2 separate regions of the Homo sapiens genome follow, and region 1 is linked to region 2. A link is a loop called in an ENCODE intact Hi-C map of the cell type or tissue named here. Cell type or tissue: PC-3. All regions are shown on one strand. Region 1 overlaps LINC00882 (long intergenic non-protein coding RNA 882). Region 2 overlaps CBLB (Cbl proto-oncogene B).

Region 1 (5,000 bases), 1.4 Mb before region 2:
CTTTGAGGGTGCTAAAATGGGATCACTGATTAGAAACTGATAACCACCCACTTGAGCCAGAATTCCTATCTTCTTATGAAACAGCGCTAAAACATTTGATGTAAAATTCCTCAGTATTTTTCAGATCAGACCCTCATTCATTTAAAAAATTTACCTACCTGTGAAAGATCAGAACCTGTACTTTCAGGCTACTGTTCCCTTATTAAATCAGTGAGCAAATGCCCTTAAAAGGGACATTCAATTGAAATTTAAAAAAAAAACATTATTTGAGTGCCTGTTGTATGTCAAGCCCCTTGTAAAGCACTGGGGAGAAAAAAGCAAATATTATAGCGTATAGGAAAGTAAGTAAAGATATTTAACAAACAACCCTAACGCAATGTGATAAGTGCTGTGATAGGGAATTTGGCTCTGTGATTTCAGTGTCAGTGGATTTCTTATTCAGTTAATCTCATCTGCCAAAGAAAATATTTTTGTAATGAGGAAATGTCACCTCTGTTCACCATTGGAAATTACTATTTATCAAGTTGTCATTTACTTGGATAATGTTATCAGGTATTGTCTAGCAGATAATATAGAGGGAAAATAGAACTATCTTCAATAGAGCCCCCTTTGACTTGTAAACTATGATACTCATAATGTTTAGTGCATGGTGTATATTTAGCTTCCTGCCCATCTGGTCTTTTGTTGAGGGACTGAACAATTGGTTTCCATAAGATCCAGTATTAATGAGAGCCCTCATTGTGGTTATTTTTATTACTCTCTTTCTTGAGCAGTTTTTTTTTTCCAAATGAGAATATTTACTGGGTACAAATGTAATTGCTTCAGAGATTTCCAGAAAAGGTGCTAAATTCGTCCTTATCCCAAAGCTGAATTTTAGTTGATCTTTTTTCCTCACCGACTTTTTCAGTTTTGTTTTTCACCACTTTCAAATAAGAATCAGTTGCATGTTCCAATCCTGGAGGTCTCTGAGTTTCCAAACTCTGAAGAAAGGGGCAAGAAAGGAAGAGTTAGGGATGTTAGAAGAGTTAGAAGAGTTACGAATGTTCCTATGTGCCTTCCGTCTGTCTTATACCTGCTGCGTGAGGAGCTGACGCCAACACCCAAAGCCCTGGACAAAGACTTCCTCCACAGTCACTTTCCTCTGACCCACAGGAACCTCCTTGGCTCCTCTCCCTCTTGCCTTCACAGCTTGACTTCCCCTTGTCATCTTGCCCTGTTAGGATCTAGCACCCTCAGAGCTGCTCTGGAAACCCCATAGGGCCTATCTCTGCCACTTGTACTACTCCACTCGCTCTCAGTAATGTGGGTGTGAGGTGCCTCGTCCCCTTGCCTAGCCCTTTCATAACATGGCTGGAAAGTCTTGTATGTGCTGTCCCCAAAACAGATCAGACAATGTTGACCCAACAGAAGGAGCATGGTCACCTCAGTCCCGGTGGGGGTTGGGGGTAGGGGGTCGGGGGAGCCAGTGAGGGGGAAGCGCACAGTGAAGGAGGCCTTGGATTTGGAGACAAAATTCATTTTGGGAGCCTGGAAGCTCTCTGGAACTGGACACAAACTCTTGTCTCTGTAGTTTGCTTACCCAGGGAACTTGGGTAAGAGCTAGTGAATAACTCGTATATGTATTATATGACCTTAATAAGTAATATTGTTTAGCCTGAGTTTTTGATACAGTTTTCAACTGCATGATGTTCTAACTCTGTCTGAGTTTCACAGAATTATTTCTCCAGAGTAAATTGACTTATTCTTCTGAGCAGAGCCCAGGTAGCCTAGTTATCTTAACTGTGAGGAACTGATAGAGCTCTCTATCTCCTTGGGGGATGTTTAAAAATACATAAAGCAAAATTATATCACCTTAAGAACGTTATGGTGATATAACATTCTTATCACCATGCTTTTAACATGCAGTCAGCCCTGCCAAATTTTCCTCTGCCATTGAGAATTGGAGTAATTATTATAAGTGCAGACAAAACTAGGTTTCTCTTGCAGGCAGATTTTTGTGATTGCACCCTGGACTTTCGTTCAGAATTCTTTTCAGTTTCTTAGGAAAGCTAAATGAAATTGCTGCAGTAAGGCCAGAGGGGGGCACCAAATAATCGTGATTGATAGAGTGGTTTGGCTGAGCATTTGCGGGAGGCTCAGGCATCAGGCCTGTGAGCCTCTGTGTCTGTTTTGAGCATTTTGGGCATAAAACATATTGAAGTCTCTTTGTTTACGGAATCGTCGTCAAGCCAGGAGCTGACACCCGAGCTTCAGTGGCCCAAAACATACTCAGCTAATGGGGAAGCAGCAGTTGGCAGGTTCTGTGGTTGTAAACATTTTAGAAAAATTTCTTCACGCTTTTTAGCTCCTTCCTTATTTCACTTATCAGAGTTGAATTGTGGGAAGAACTGAGAAACAAACTCTGCCATGCTCTTGGAAGGCGAGAATGCAGATGGGTCGTTCTTTCTGAGACAGAGGAATTATTGGCAATTTTCTAGGATTAATTGTTCTTGATAAATTGCTGAAATATCTATTTGGTCCTCAGGAAACTGGGGAGCATTCAATACCATTTAAAGTGTTTCTGCATTATTGGCTATTTCAGAAAAGTTGGCTTCCTCTGCTGTACTTCCTAAAGCCAGATTTCTAAATTCAATACAACTTTCAAAGCTATTCTACCACAATTGTTGCAATTTATCTAGTATGGAAAAGTAGTGTTTCATGTTTGTTGGTAGTTACTACTCCTTGTGATCTGTAGTTTGCTTAGATGTCCTTATTTATAGTGAATTAATTTAGGGCAGTGGGCAGGGGCCAGGGCAAAGGAGTTGGAATGTCCTCTATTCAATTGAGGAGGGTCTAGGTACGCTTACTTCATTCTTTGTCAGTACATGATGGATTCTAAGTCTTCTTGCAAAATACGTGTGAACACAAAAGTGATTAATTATGATCATGTCAAATTTGAAACTGATTTAAGTCCTGAACTATAATCTGTCACCTCAGTTTTCCTTTTAGACTTTTTGTATGGTTTAGGAATATTTCAAAAGTGTCCTTTGACCATCTCTTTTCATAAAGTAAAATCTGTGATCATGGGGTTACACGACAAGTCAGTTGATGCACACAGAACAATGCTGACTCAGGGAGACAGAGGCTGTGAGGGTTCTTATAAATGCTGACCCCTTCATATGCCGACATGTTCACTTAGTGTTTACGAACTTGAGCTCCGGAGCCAGACTACTTGGGTACTTGGGTAGGAATGTAGGCCCTACCACTTATTATCTATATGACTTTGGCAAGTTAGTGAGCTTCTGTGTGCCTCAGTTTCCTCATCCATAAAGTGGAGTAATGCTAGTATCATAGAGTTAGCCTGAGAATTAGATGAGTTATTATATGTAAAGCAGTTAGAATAGAACCTGGTGTATACTACTTCATAAGTACATGCTAAATAAATATTTTAGGTCAGGCAGGGTGGCTCATGCCTGGAATTCTAGCACTTTGGGAGGCCGAGGTGGGTGGATTGTCTGAGCTCAGGAGTTCAAGACCAGCCTGGGCAAAATGGTGAAACCCAGTCTCTACTAAAATACAAAAAATTAGCCGGGCGCGGTTGTGTGCGTCTGTAATCCCAGCTACTTGGGAGGCTGAGGCACCAGAACTGCTTGAACCCAGGAGGTGGAGGTTGCAGTGAGCCAAGATCATACTACTGCATTCCAGCCTGGGTGAGATTACTAGACTCTGTCTCAAAAAAAATAAAAAAAATTTTAAAAGTGATATAAAAACTATTATGTCAGTCCTATAGAATTTTTCCAGAGAAATTTACCATCAGGTGATTTTTATATGGGCATATATTGACTTAGTTGTTTCCTGTGCCTGGCTTCCTGGCTGGTATCTTAGGACCCTGCTGTTCTTTTATGCCTATAGAAACCTTTGGCAGGGCGCGGTGGCTCGCGCCTGTAATCCGAGCACTTTGGGGGGCCAAGGCGGGCGGATCACGAGGTCAGGAGAGCAAGACCATGCTGGCTAACACAGGGATACCCCATCTCTACTAAACACACACACACACACACACACACGCAAATTAACCGGGCGTGGTGGCGGGCGCCTGTGGTACCAGCTACTCAGGAGGCCGAGGCAGGAGAATTGAGTGAACCTGGGAGGCGGAGCTTGCAGTGAGCTGAGATTGTGCCACTGCACTCCAACCTGGGCAACAGAACGAGACTTCGTCTCCAAAAAAAAAAAAAAAAAAAAAAGAAAGAAACTTTTAAGAGACAAGAAATAGAACAATCAAAATCTTGTACAAAGATCATATTACAACCGACTCTTCAACATAATTTATTTAACAAACATTCATATAGCACTTACTATGTGCCACACACTGTTTTAAACACTGTACAAATATTAACTCATTGAATCCTCATTATAACAGAATACTTGTTGAATTTCAATTAAGTGATGTGGGAAAATCCTCTAGCCTGGTGTCTGACATGATAATCCTTTAATAAATATTTGTTGAAGGAATGAATACCTGTGAGTGACTCAATCAATCAGTCTATCTTGTTTGGCTAATAAAAAAAGCAAATAATATACCAGGATGTTATATTAAGTGGCCTAATGTGTTCTCAGAAACTGGAAACAATTGAGACTCTTTATCCACAGCTGTATTCAGTTTGTACTGAAGGGACTAAAGTGGCCTAAATGTGCCTGTTCCTTTCTGAATATTAAGTCACTTGCTATTTTGATATTAAGCTTAGATGTTTAGATGTCGTAGAATTGGTGAAGTCTTGGTGACTTGTAGGCTGTTACATTCAACTTATATTGAATATCTTAGTGTACCATTCTAAATTTCCATTTTTATCTTTATTTTGGATTTTGAGCAGACAGTATTATGATTCTGTTTAAGACATGAAGACATGCCAATTTTCCTACACTCTTTCAATTGCATTCTTTTGTTTTAATCTTGGAAAACATATTTGCATCATATTTCTTAATTTGTCACAGCCTGAGAAGTGACATTATTGAATGACAGTAGG
Region 2 (5,000 bases):
TATAAGAAATATGGTGTAATGTATAGGGCAAGCTCTAAAGATTCTATTTTAACAGAAGATATTTTTTCGTTACTTGCCTTCAGATACTATTAAAGGAAGATAGATTCTTATATGTAGAAAACAAGCTTACTAATTAAGCATAGCATTGGATACTATCTCCTGTGCTGGCGTGAAAATTCACTTGTTTCTTGGTTTGTTTCAAGTGTGCATATGTAGAAGATGAATGTATTTATCACTGAAGGCTCAAATAACTAACACAATGAATTTAATAAAATGTCCAGGTTGTGGGGGGGGTGGTGACTATGCATCTTTGAGAGTGTATGTCCCTATGTATTACCAGTGTATTAACTCAGTAATAACAGCATCAGTGCAGAACACTCCGGGAATGTAAGATGAGAATATAAAGGGATTGCAGTAATAAGTGTAATGGTAGGCTTTAATGTGGAGTCAGCCAAATACAATTTGTTCAGCTTTATTCCTCTGGTATCCTAAAAATTTCCCGTAAGTTTAGTCAATGACTGAAAATTGTCCCATGCCCCATAAGATAGAAATTTTTTCTACTGCCAAATGTCACATACATGGATAGATAATGACTAAATATAAATCTAATTATTTTACCTGTTATTTAGTAGTAAGTAAAATTAAACCTGTTTTTTGAATGAGTTTGTAGAGGAAAATAAAACCCCACATGTAATTCCAGATGGTATAATTAGTTACATGACTCTAGTTTTTTATTTTGCTATTTTATATACAACTTCTTTATCTCATTTGTACCATCCTCTTCTGTTATTTTTTTTGATAGAAACCAGTTTTTTTTTTCAGAACTGGATAAGATTAATTTTTAATAAAAACTATGTAATCTTGAATAAAATACACTGTAATGTTATTCTTTTGGTTTATTTCTAATCCAAATAGACTATTATACTGATATTAAACATTTTCATTAAAAAACATAAGCAGAAAAATAAAATCTGAATCTTTAGAACTTTATTAAAATGGTGATAAATGGAACACCTAAGTATTTTTTTCATATTTAGATACAAACACCACTTGAAAACTATTTTTTCACTTCTAGATATAATTCTCTAAAATCTGTGTAAGTTGACAATTTATACTAGTAAGTTTTAGCAATAAGCCTTATTATTCCATGAAGTATTAGATGAGCTTTGCTTTTCACTTCATTCTGAAATAATCTACTGATTTGTGGCAAAGCAAAAGAGTGGGGGAAATTACTCGAGAAATTCTCTATCAATGAAGGTAAAATATCAAATTAGCCACAACGTATGTGATTTAAAAAATGGTCCATTGTTGACTCATAATGAACTGCTTCTTTGGAAACTTAAATCTTTGGAGGGAACCTGCAACAGGCAGATCTTAGAACATTTCTGATATTGAATAGTTGTTGAATGTTTAGTGAAAAATACTGTTTTCTTTTTACATAGTGTATGCTTGAATTGCATAGAAAGGGATTCATTATAAATGAAAGTATCTTAGGCATAGAGAGGATGTACAGTATATATTTCTCATTTCATTTGGTAATAGAACCCATTCTGGTCCTTGACTTAGCTAAATTGATGGCTGTGTTTACAGGAATTTATGGAAAAGTAATATTATAAGTCTCTCCCAGTTCCAGTGCCATCAGATCACCATTTTGCAGCCCATATACTTAACTTCCTTTAATTGGAAAGTAAATCCTCCAAAGTTAAACCATAATAGGTGTAATAATAGATTATTATTAAGGCCCTTAGCTTGTGCTGTAGGTAGTGACACTGGACCTTTTGTCACTATGCTTTTGTCTCTGTGCTTTTGTCTCCCTGTAACGCTCATGTGAATTCTAAAGTTGCTCAAACAACAAGAATTTAAAGATCAGTATTGAAATTTTTTTCAAAGATAGGTATCAATAAACATACACTTGAAAAATCTTAGTTTTTCTTTGATCTTTGAATGTCCTATCTAATGACTTAGATAATATGGTTGAAACTTAAATCTTTAGATTTTTCAAAATGCCTTCTTGTAATGGTCACAAAGAAAAGCCCCTAAAATTGTTTCTGTTCTAACTAATAAAAAGAAATAAAAATGAATGTTAATTCAGGCATGTTTGTTTAATATACCAAAGGCCTCTTGCTCCCTCTATAGAAGGTGCTGCAAAATTGCAGTCACTTAGTTTTTTTGTTTTTTTTTTTTCCTTCCTTTTTAAATTGAACAGATTTCTCATGAGGTTCATGATGATTAACAAAAAGATTTGGATCCATGTGTGTATTCCCAATGCCTTGCAAACTAGTTGGTCGTCCTAAAGTGAATCAGGATGAGTTTGTGCATTTCTGCCTTGGCATTTTTCATTGGCTTCAGCCAGGGTTAGATTAAACTCTGGTAGCAACAGTTACGAAAAACATTGTTTATGTTTGCCCATTTGTTTGGGTTTGTTTTATTTGGTTTATTTACTCTTATGGATAAGTGAAATGCTTAATGTTTTTGATATTAGGTGATGGTTTTACTCATTTTAATTCTCTTTTATTTAGCCAGGGAATTTAAACCATAAAAATAATGTACTTCAAAGACTTAAAAATAAGTTCTCTCATTATCTACATCTAATCATTCCATTCATTTCTAGCTCTCAGTTGTTGGTAGGAAGAAAAACCTAACAACTTCAACTATAATTTCACAGGATAGTTAAGTTTTACAGAATTAAACTGGATATTTTTCCAACTATAGATAATATTCACAGGAGACAAAAAGTTTGACCATTCTATAAAGACTTCTTTAATATATAAAACAACCATGCTTATTATTGTAGCATCATATTTTACCCATTTAATTTAAATTGGAACAAAATATTAATATTTTAATAGATTTGGTTTGAATAAATTTGTACATTTTGTCTTACAAATCCAACATCTTTTTATTTTATTCGACAGGTTACTAGTTTTTCCTATTGTGCCATTTAAAATTGTGAGGATGAAAATTCTTTTATCCCATCAAGGGTCTTAACAAAAGATTGAAAATTGTTTTCATTTGTATTTGATATAAGAACAGCTTCTCTGATGATACCCTGTAATTGAAAAATGAACATAAGTGATAAAGTAGCTTCTTTGACTTGAATATGTCACATCAGACTTGCCTGTTTTGAATATTATGCTTAAACTAGATTGGATTTTTTTTCCCCTGGTAGGTGTACTGGTCCGTTAGCAAATTCTCTTTCAGAGAAAACAAGAGACCCAGTAGAGGAAGATGATGATGAATACAAGATTCCTTCATCCCACCCTGTTTCCCTGAATTCACAACCATCTCATTGTCATAATGTAAAACCTCCTGTTCGGTAAGAGTATGGGCAGATTTTTGCCACTTACATCTGCATAAGCATTATCATTTGTAATGTTTGTTTTTAAACAATTGATTCACGTCTAATTAAAAATCCTTAATTTCCAGCTCAAATCCTTCTCTTCCTATTATACCATTTCCAGCATTACTTTTAAAGAAAACTAAAAGATGCAGATTTCTCATTAATCAGGAAGTCACTTTATTTTATCAGTTCTAAACACCTATCTCATGAAGAAAAATTAGTGCTCAGAAACTAAGGTATTATTCTGACCTTCCTTAGAATTTTTCTTCATGATGTACATACTAGTATAATTTAAATTCATTTTCCTTCTTGATGTACTTGCTACCTACTTCTATTCAGATTTTGAAGAAGTGGGAAAAAAATACCAAGGTGTTTCTCTTAACTTTTTGTTTTTCTATCAAGTGCTATTTACCTTCCTTTAGATCAAATAAGAATGTGAGGAATAGGCCAGGCGTGGTGGCTCACGCCTGTAATCCTAGCACTTTGGGAGGCTGAGGCGGGCAGATCATGAGGTCAGGAGTTTGAAACCAGCCTGACCAACATGGTGAAACCCTGTCTCTACTAAAAATACAAAAATGAGCCGGGTGTGGTGGTGGGCGCCTGTAATCCCAGCTACTCAGGAGGCTGAGGCAGGAGAATCGCTTGAACCCGGGAGGCGGAGGTTGCAGTGAGCCGAGATTGTGCCACTGCACTCCAGCCTGGGTGACAGAGCGAGACACCATCTCAAAAAAAAAAAAAGAATGTGTGGAATAATGGGGGTTTTTTCCTTACTTTTGTGGCTTATTCTCACTTACATGGGGATAGCCTTGGTCTTTGACTTGGAAGCTCCATCGAGGTAAATAAGAGTTATTAATAATGGGTTGTTTGTATTGAAATATTACTTTATCTTTAAGTAAAGGCATGAGTCTGCATTTATATTATTGAATTTATAAACTGAAATCTATTATTTCTGGGTTTGTTTGTTTTACCTGACTGAAATATATGAGGTACTCAGTACTCCCAGCTACAAAACTTACTTTCTGAGTTCTGGTTTCCTTTGTATAACATTCCTGGGGCCATGCTTGGCACATAGAATAGGGCTCAAGTACTGCTGGTGGCCCTACATTCCAGCATCTCTCCATGACTGACTGAGGGATAGGGGAGATGGCAATTACTTCAGTCATCTGTGCCATCTTTACTTAGTGTGCCATTTCCTTTTGAGGTCAAGTCAATCAACTGAAAACATTTTATAAGTACAGTGTTCCCTTCTTTTCCAATGAAAAACTAAAAAATGTTTTAATGTGTTTCTTCAGGCATCTCACTGAGGTAGGAAATGCAGCACTTGGAAAGAGAAGCACATTTTCATTTTAAGCAGATGTCTGTCTTAATAAGTGACCCTGGTTAGAATTATCAACATTCTGCTGAATTATTACCCAGAATTGTTAATAGTCTACAGCGCAGGACTTTATTTTTTTAAAAGCAAGAACCTAAACACTCCTTGCTATTGCTGGTGTTTAGATAAGACATCTGTTGATAAAATCATATCATTGAGAAGACAAAGAAATAACGAGGAGCTAATTTTATGTATCAGAAGAACCAAGTAGCTAGTGATGTATTTGAGAACAAAAGATATTCCTTCTCATCAAATATAAGTTGTTACAATTTTCGGTTCTTTGGCTCT

The links. Peaks named below come from ENCODE experiments on the same cell type or tissue, not always from the same donor. Only the 100,000 strongest peaks of a DNase experiment are listed, where the experiment ranks them.
Region 1: a loop joins it to region 2, with 5 times the contacts of the local background. A loop is called at or near these places in 6 of 110 quality-filtered maps.

Annotation. Positions count from the first base shown.
Region 1 is chr3:107,115,477-107,120,476 of GRCh38, reverse strand. The region is part of intron 2 of LINC00882 (long intergenic non-protein coding RNA 882); the gene reads left to right. Among named protein-coding and RNA genes, the nearest start is that of LINC00882, 120 kb to the left of the region's middle. In PC-3, CTCF peaks have their summits at 1,865 and 2,072 (motif pointing right); a DNase peak (open chromatin) is centred at 2,096; H3K27ac peaks cover 399 bases.
Region 2 is chr3:105,683,636-105,688,635 of GRCh38, reverse strand. It overlaps CBLB (Cbl proto-oncogene B), which reads left to right. Exons shown (of 19, transcript NM_170662.5): 14 at 3,170-3,316. Among named protein-coding and RNA genes, the nearest start is that of CBLB, 180 kb to the left of the region's middle. In PC-3, a CTCF peak has its summit at 2,128; no DNase peak of the experiment used is centred here.